Linked DNA regions of Homo sapiens: all the other regions are linked to region 2. Evidence: chromatin contacts called from ENCODE Hi-C or POLR2A ChIA-PET data. All regions are on one chromosome and are shown on one strand. The core of a region is the stretch at or near the end of the contact, and the rest is flanking DNA. Distances in the headings are between cores, read along the strand shown.

Region 1 (2,751 bases), core at 49-2,548, 400 kb before region 2:
ATCAGAGAATCCAAAACAAGAACCATCACTGAGAAGAAATGCACACAACTCTAGGAAAGTTTGGGTCTGGATACAGAGTAAGAACACAGAGAACACCACACAAATGAAACAACAAGATAGTGAATAACACCAGAGTAAAGAATGGTAATGGCAGGATACTGTGGAGATCAGCTGTGAATAGTGTTTACATAATGAAAATGATTATATGACAGGTACTGTTATGTTTAAGGTACTGATTTAAATGCTTTATGTGCATTCATATAATTAAATAATATGTTCATTATTTACTACTACTTACTGATTAGAAAACTGAGGCACAGAAAGGTTAAATAACTTGTCCAAAGGTAGAGCTAGTAATGGGTAGGGCTAGGATGAAACCTAGGAAGCCTGTTTCCAGACATTGTGCACTTTACCTCTATATTCTATTGCTTCTAATTTTGTCTAAATAATATAAATATTGAATATTGAGCTAAACAAATTATACTGCAATGATTCTGGGAAGCTATAAGAACAGAGAAATATGCAAGTGTATAGTGGCATTGGGTAACTGCTAAATCATCTTTCGTAGAAGGAAGTTAACTCATGACGTCCATCTGAAAAATTAAGAAATAGCACAATAAGTATGTTATTTGGAATATGGCAATAAATGCTAAAAGATTCAGATAAAAGAGTTTGAACTAGTTGCCTCTAGAGAGTTAGACATAGGGATGGGAGCCTGGGGAACTACTGTTTTCCATAATAAGCCTTGGAAAACTAATTGACTTTTTACATTATAAGTAAATACAGCTTTGATAAAAATAAAAACTAAATTAGAATAGAAAATACACAGACAAGCAAGCAGCCTGACAAAACTAATTTTCAGTAAAAATCCCATCATAATCAGTAGGCTAATCTTTAAACTTTCTAAATTATTAAAACCTTTAAATGAAATGAATACTTTTTATCAAAATTATCAAAAGATACCTAGGAAACACTTCTTGAGAACAAAGAAAAGTTCTTTAGTATGTTTTTCCCCTTCTATTTCCACTCTAAAGTTAGCAGACAACTTCAGATTTCATTATCAATAAGATCTGTAGAACTGGCATGTGGTATATTTGTTCATTTTCATATCACCTAAATAGTCAGTCGAAAATTAGGTCACTTTCAAAAACCAAGTCAGCAGACTTTTAGAGGGCCATTTCTAGGCCTTTTAGAGAGTAATCTCCCAGCTTTTCCTGTTCTTTGTTCTTGCTCACAGTAAATCTCAGAACCAAATGTCTGATTTTGATTTGTAAGTGCTGTTAGCCAATCTTTTCATTGCTGCTTTCTCCAACATTCTTAGAATAAGAACACTGGTTTCCTAGAAAAGCTACAGCAATTACACACGACTTGGAAGTAAACACTCTATTTTCAAGTCATGAGATGGAATGAGCCTGAAAAAATTTGCAAAACCATACTAATTCTTCAGTAAGTTTACATTTCAATTACTGCAAGACTGAAAGTCTTTAAGTAGGCCATATCAGCCACACTATGCAGGAAATTATATCCTAGGAAAGCTCTGTTTTAAAAATAGGCAAAGGAAGAAAGGAAGGTTGCCAAAATACACAGTACTTTCCATTTGTTTTGATTTGAGCACAGCATCTGTTTTATCAGGTGCAATCTACCATTTGCAGGCTTAAGGGGAATGGTAGTAGTTGGGGGTGGGAAGAAGTAAATTAACCGAAAATGTTTGCTTTCTGAAAATAATTTTGAAGTAGATAGCAGTGAAATTTAGGTCATAACCAAATACCACAAAGAAACTGGGTTTTGGGATAAATGTTAAGACTGGACTGTATTCTCCCTAACCCAGCAGAATCAAAGCTGGTAAACTAGATCAATCCACTTAAGAAATGTACAAGCTATTAAGCACAATATTTGATATTTACTTAAAAGTCAACTTTTCTCATTTATTTATTCAAGAAATATTGAGTACCTATTATGCAGCAGGTACTGTTCTAGGTACAGGAATATAGCAATTAATAAAACAACAAAACATTCCCCATGGAGCTTATTCTGGTGGGGAACATAAACATATTCAAATAAAGAATATAACATCAGATACTATAAGGTGCTATTAAAAACATAACAGGGCAATATAAAAAGGTTAATTTTACTAAGAAAATACCATGTATAAAACAAAGAAAATTTGGATAGGATTACTGTATAGGAAAACTTTATGAGGACAGAGTTCTGATAAAACTGTTAACAGTCAGTTTAACAATGAGAACACGTGGACACAGGGAGGGGAACATCACATACTGGGGCCTGTTGGAGGGTCAGGGGCAAGGAGAGGGAGAGCATTAGGACAAATACCTAATGCATGCGGGGCTTAAAACCTAGGTGACAGGTTGATGGGTGCAAACCACCATGTCACACATGTATATCTATGTAACAAACCTACACGTTCCGCACATGTATCCGAGAACTTAAAGTATAATTAAAAAAAAAAAGTCGGTTTAAATTAGATGGCTAAGTTTAGGACTTAGCCTTGCACTGGGTGCAAGCAAATAATGTTCAAAATTTTTGTCAGAGTGAAATTAGATTGGAAATACTTAGAAGATTGTCAAGATTTAAGGGATTTTATTTTTTTTTAAAGGAGGAACTTTACAGAATTTTCAAAACCTTCTATTTCATTTTGAACCTCTTTGTTCACATGTGATTTCAATGCTGGTGGGTCCCGCCCTGGTAAGCTGCCTGATTGTCCTTCTTGGAAAATATCTATATGGCCGTGGC
Region 2 (3,002 bases), core at 439-2,938:
ATTTTTAAGCCCTCCTGGTGACATGTATACCTCTGAATAGTGAGGCTTAAAAGCATGGGGGGACACAGTATACAGACTTTTTATCAGGCTTTAAGCATACCTCCTACCTTTCTTCAGCATGCTAGCATATCAGGGGCCTGTCTAAAGAAAGATGGTATGTAATTTATATAACTGTTGATCCACAAAACATAAAAACTAAAATAAATACCTAGTTTAAAATACCTAATTTTTCCAGCACCGGGAAAAATGGCATAGAATAGATGCAGTGGTTATGGAGGGTGGGATTAAAAGTACACAGTGGATTCCTATAGGTGGAATGGGGCTACTACAGCCCAGGTTAACCCTTAAAATTAACAAGGTGTACCAGGGAAACCAGAAAAAACTCAAAAGCTGCTTTGCCTCAACAGTTGGTTCTCCACCTTTTCCACTGCTAAGTAATTGAGATGTAGCTGATGTATATTAGTTTACCAAGGAAACTTTCTCACATTTTATATAAGTATAGTCATTGACTGTTTTAGCATTTATGGCACTCTTCCATACAAATACTACTTAGGTGATAATAATTGCTTAGCTTTTAGGATGTGTCAGATTCAGGGTCAGATTTATCATTATTAGATCTCAAATGGCATTTATGATACAGTAGTAAAATACAAATGTCATAATAATAAATACCTTTTTCTCTATGATAATTTCCTGGAAAAAATGTATTTACATTAAGTGGTTATATTTTCCCATGGACTTATGATTATTTCAGAGATGTCATATTATTTATGTTTCATGTTTAATCTGGGATTCACCCTATACACCATTTCTTTGACTTCTAGACTCTTAGCAGAAAATAGCTAATCTGTATTCAAATGTAAATGCTCTCAAAAGAAGAGCCTATTTAAGAGACTAGTATTATAAATCTTTTTGTACATAGGAATAATCCTTTGATAATACAAAGTAGATTCCCTTGAAGATCTTTATTCACATATTGAATTTATCCAATGTCAGTTTTTATAAAGTTAACCTAGGTAGTGTAGTCATTTTTGTAAATTGAGATATAATTTGCATATAGTGAAATTTACCTTATTTAATGTATAATTCTGTGAGTTTCAACAAATGCATAGTTAGGTAACAACATAATCAAAATGTAGAACAATTCCATCACTCCGAAAAAATTCCCTCTTGCAGTTTTTTTTTTTGTTTTTTGTTTTTTGTTTTTTTGAGACAGAGTCTTGCTCTTGTTGCCCAGGCTAGAGCTCAGTGGCGCGATCTTGGCTCACTGCAACCTCTGCCTTCCGGGTTCAAGCGATTCTCCTGCCTCAGCCTCCCGAGTAGCTGCGGATTACAGGCATGCACCACCACGCCTGTCTAATTTTGTATTTTTAGTAGAGATGGGGTTTTTCCACGTTGGTCAGGCTGGTCTCGAACTCCTGACTTCAGGTAATCTGTCTGCCTTGGCCTCCCAAAGTGCTGGGATTACAGGCATGAGCCACCATGCTCGGCATCCTCTTGCACTTTTATAGTCAGCCTCTTCCCACCCAAAGTTCCTGCAACTAATCTGCTTTTTTGTCCCTATAGTTCCTCTTTTATGAGTATGCTGTAAATTTGGACTCACACAGTATGTACCCTTTAAGTCTGGCTTTTCTTAATGTATTTGAGATTCATTCCTATTGTTGTATTTATCAGTTGATTCTTTTTTTATTGCTGGGTAGTTGTATGAATATTTTTTTCATTTTTTAAATCCGTACATTCACCAGCTGAAGTACATTTTGGTTTTTTCCACTTTGGGGCAATAATAGATAAAGCTATCATAAACATTCATATACATGGTTTTATGTGAACAAAGATTTTTATTTCTGTTAAGTAAATACTGAATGGTGGGATTGCCTGGTGATACTATAATGTATGATTAAATTTAAGAAACTGCCAGACTATTCTCTAAATTGGTTGTTCCATTTTCATTTCCCAGTGCAGGGTTATGTGAGTTTCATTTCCTCTGCTTCCTCACTAGTGCTTGTTACTGTCAGTTTTGTTTTTAGACCATTCTAGTAAGTGTACAGTGGTGTCTCATGGTGGTTTTACTTTGTACTTTCTTAATGACTAAACATTGGGCATCTTTTTATATCTTCATTTGCCATCTGTATATCTACTTTGGTTAAATATGTGTTCAAATATTCTGTCTATTTAGCTGCTTTTTTTCTTACTGAGTTTTGAGTGTTTTTTGCCAATTTCTGATAATGTCTTTTATCTGATAATGTGTTTTACAAATACATTTTCCTTTCCTGTAGCTTCTCTTTTCAAAGAGCATTTTTTTTTCATTTTTCCATTTTTTAAAAGACAGTATCTTGCTCTGTTGCCCAGGTTAGAGTGCAGTGGCACAGTCATAGCTCACTGTAATCTCAAACTCCTGGGTTCAAGTGATCCCCCCACCACACCCTCCTGAGTAGCTAGTACTGTAGATGGACACCACCATGCCCAGCTGATTTTTTAATTTTTTGTGGAGATGGGGTCTTGCTGTGTTGCTCAGGCTGGTCTCGAACTCCTAAGCTCAGGCAATCTTCCTGCCTTGGCCTCCCAAAGTGTTGGGATTGTAGGCATGAGCCAACCCACCTGGCTGGTTTTTTCCATTTTGATGAGGTCCAGTTGATCAGTTTCTCTTTTATGGATGGTATTTTCATAGTATCTACAAAATTGTTGCCTAGCCCAAGATCACTCAGATTTTCTCCTCATTTTCTTCTAGAACCATTATAGTTTGAGGTCCTACATTTGGGTATGCAATGTAGTTCATCTTTGTATGTAGTGCATAGTATGGAGCGAGGTTCAATTTTTTGCATATGGGCATTTGGCTGTTCCAGTACTATTTGTTGAAAATACTACTTTTTAATGTTTTTCTTTTGAAAATGTAATACATAAACAGAAAAATTCAAAAGTATAAAAAGTTCACGGTGAAAATTCAGTATCTCACATTTTTCCCCCAGTTCCTTTTTTCCAGATGCAATCATTGTTACCCCAAA
Region 3 (2,747 bases), core at 125-2,624, 360 kb after region 2:
CGGGGTCTCGCAAAGTAAAACGAGTGGGTTGGGGGATGGGGATGGCGTCTTGAAAGTGATTAGAGATGCTTTCGGCCGTCACTGAGGACCGCGCTGGGCTCACCGAGGTGTTTTTTGGGGAGGGAGAGAAAATATTTATTCTAGTACGTGTATTCTGGCTCGGGTGCGGGCAGGGCGCGGTCCTGGATCCTGGGCTATGGGGGTCAGGGGGATTCTGTGGCTGCAGGGACCGGTAGTGAAGGTTAGGCCAGTGTCTTCATAGAACCTCCTGTCCAGCGAGCCCGGAGCCCGCTCTGCCGCCGGGACACTGCTGGCAACGACGGCGCGCGGACGCAGTCAACAGGGAGGTGTGTAGTGTAAGGTGTGTGAGCGGGTGTGTGAAGAGGGCAGCGGGGGCGGGAGTGTGTAGCGGAAGTGGAGCGAGTGTGAGTGTGTGTGTATGTGTGTCTGGAGGGGCAGGGTGAGTGTCCAAGCTTCCATCTGGACGCCCCCACGCAGCCGACCGCCCAGACGCGCCGGGAAGGGCGCCCGCTCCGCGCAGCAGCTGAAGGGGGGCGGGGAGCGCGCGGGCAGAGGAAGGAGGGTGTCTCCGGCTGAGGATTTCTCTCGAAGCTCCCCACAGTAATTCTGCTCCTCCTAGGGTTTACCCTCCCAGTCCCAAGGTGCCCAAAATACTTAAACAAACAAACAACCCAAACCTGTTCCGTTTTCGCTCCTGTATAAATAGAACAGACTTTCCAAAAAAGCAATACGCATTCACTCTTATCACCAGCCACTTCTTTCCACCAAGTAATTCAGAAAAAAGCAGTCAGCTTCCGTGAATGCATGTAGCTTTTTTTTTCTTCGCTGCCTCCTTTTGCTTGCGGTTTTGAGCTGCCAAGAAAGTGAGTAGGGGTTTGACTGTAGTGTCTCGGCTCCGCTCGGTTTCTTTCCGAAGTTTAATTTTCCGGAATGGCTCCCAAACAAGGGCTAGGGAGGCGGAGCCGCCGGCACCGGATCTTCGCCTTTTTTGGAAAGTCCCAGAGAACCGGAATTCCTCCCCGCCCCGGGAGGCTGAGCCGCAGCCTGGAGCAGCTCGCTCTCCTGCTGTGGCTGTGACTGGGTCCATGGCGCGCCCTCTCCCCCGCGATCCCTGCGCCCCGGACCCAGGCTGCAGCTAGGGCCGCGCGCCCGGGACCCCAGCGATCCCCGCCGCCTGCGAGCTGGAAGTCGCGAGCCCGGCGGAGTCCGCGCGGCCGAGCCCGTGTATGCAAATCAGCCATGTGACGGCAAAAGCCGCCTGGCCCAGCCCTGTTCCTCAGTCCATATATGGGCAGCGACGTCACGGGTATTGAAGACCTGCCCATAAATACTTAGAGCAACACTTTCCGTCTAACTGAGCGAGGAGCAATTGATTAATAGCTCGGCGAGGGGACTCACTGACTGTTATAATAACACTACACCAGCAACTCCTGGCTTCCCAGCAGCCGGAACACAGACAGGAGAGAGTCAGTGGCAAATAGACATTTTTCTTATTTCTTAAAAAACAGCAACTTGTTTGCTACTTTTATTTCTGTTGATTTTTTTTTCTTGGTGTGTGTGGTGGTTGTTTTTAAGTGTGGAGGGCAAAAGGAGATACCATCCCAGGCTCAGTCCAACCCCTCTCCAAAACGGCTTTTCTGACACTCCAGGTAGCGAGGGAGTTGGGTCTCCAGGTTGTGCGAGGAGCAAATGATGACCGCCAAGGCCGTAGACAAAATCCCAGTAACTCTCAGTGGTTTTGTGCACCAGCTGTCTGACAACATCTACCCGGTGGAGGACCTCGCCGCCACGTCGGTGACCATCTTTCCCAATGCCGAACTGGGAGGCCCCTTTGACCAGATGAACGGAGTGGCCGGAGGTAAGCCGCGTGTCTTCGCAGGCCCGGACCTGCGCGGCCCGGAGGTGGTGGATGGGGTGCAGTGGGTGTGCGGGAATCGCAGGAGAGGATTGGGGCTCCAGGTGGACGGTGCTGACTGCACTGGCTTTGAAGACTGGAAGTGGGTGCAGGAGGAACCTGCGACAGCTGAGACCAGGGCGCGCGGGCAGATGCGCCAGGTCGCCAGCAAACCGGCGTGCGTGCGCCCCGGCGCGCCCAGCCCCGGGCGAGCGCAGGGATGGGGGTGGAAGAGGCGTCCCCCCGGGTTTCGAGGCTTGCGTAGGCCCTCTGGCCGGCAGCACTTCGACCTCCCCTCTCCCGGGGCAGGGGCAAAGTGACGGTAAAGTTCGGGGCTCTCGGGGAGAGCTGCGCGCCTGGAGAGCCGAGCGGCGGAGAAGCGCCAGGGGAAAGCGTCGGTAGCTCCCTCCTGGGCAGAGCCGACCCCGGGAAAATCTCGGAGCGCTCCCTTCTTGCGGCCTGGAGGCGCGCCCCCACCTGCCCGCCGCCCGCGAAGTTGAGGGGGTTAGTAAGGCGGGGGCTCCGGCCGGCGGAGGCAGCGAGTGGGTGGTGGAGGAGGGCGCGCAACGGCGGGAAGCAGCCCCCGGACTGCCGAGGGAGGCCCGCGGGGGCACCGGCGACGCCGGTTTCCTTGGCGATGCTGTGGAAAGTCGTCTCTCGCGGCCCCCGCGCCTTCCTCGAGGCCGGGCCACTGGCCTTGGGCTGAGGCGGGGACGCGCGGCTGTCGGGAAAGGCGGAGAAGATTGGGAGGGCACGGAAACCTACGGACTCCTTCCTCTACATCCCCCATTCGCTCCAGCAGCCCTCGGCTGAAGCGCAGCGGGAGAGGGAG

The links. Hi-C counts contacts between places; a loop is a spot of excess contacts on that map. ChIA-PET counts read pairs that join two places held with the same protein, here RNA polymerase II (POLR2A). Pooled maps may share reads with other maps.
Region 1: a loop to region 2 is called in a pooled map, with 3 times the contacts of the local background. The contact joins two enhancer-like sites. A Hi-C loop is called at or near these places in 1 of 168 maps with a recorded cell type or tissue (PC-3) and 5 of 50 pooled maps. POLR2A ChIA-PET finds 5 or more read pairs at or near these places in 5 of 52 experiments (BJ, CD4-positive, alpha-beta T cell, PC-3 and 2 more).
Region 3: a pooled map shows a loop between it and region 2 (3-fold over the local background). The contact joins the promoter of EGR2 here to the enhancer-like site in region 2. A Hi-C loop is called at or near these places in 1 of 168 maps with a recorded cell type or tissue (posterior vena cava) and 6 of 50 pooled maps.

What each region holds. Positions count from the first base shown.
Region 1 is chr10:63,572,023-63,574,773 of GRCh38, reverse strand. The region is part of intron 2 of REEP3 (receptor accessory protein 3); the gene reads right to left. Among named protein-coding and RNA genes, the nearest start is that of REEP3, 52 kb to the right of the region's middle. Within about 2 kb of position 1,298, at least 3 of the 41 ENCODE cell types and tissues checked have a DNase peak (open chromatin) inside an H3K27ac peak, as active enhancers do.
Region 2 is chr10:63,173,042-63,176,043 of GRCh38, reverse strand. The region is part of intron 24 of JMJD1C (jumonji domain containing 1C); the gene reads left to right. Among named protein-coding and RNA genes, the nearest start is that of NRBF2, 41 kb to the right of the region's middle. Within about 2 kb of position 1,688, at least 2 of the 41 ENCODE cell types and tissues checked have a DNase peak (open chromatin) inside an H3K27ac peak, as active enhancers do.
Region 3 is chr10:62,814,993-62,817,739 of GRCh38, reverse strand. EGR2 (early growth response 2) reads left to right here and starts at 1,374. Exons shown (of 2, transcript NM_000399.5): 1 at 1,374-1,879. The coding sequence starts at 1,711. RefSeq lists an enhancer at 1-528 and silencers at 554-633, 924-1,353, 2,374-2,463.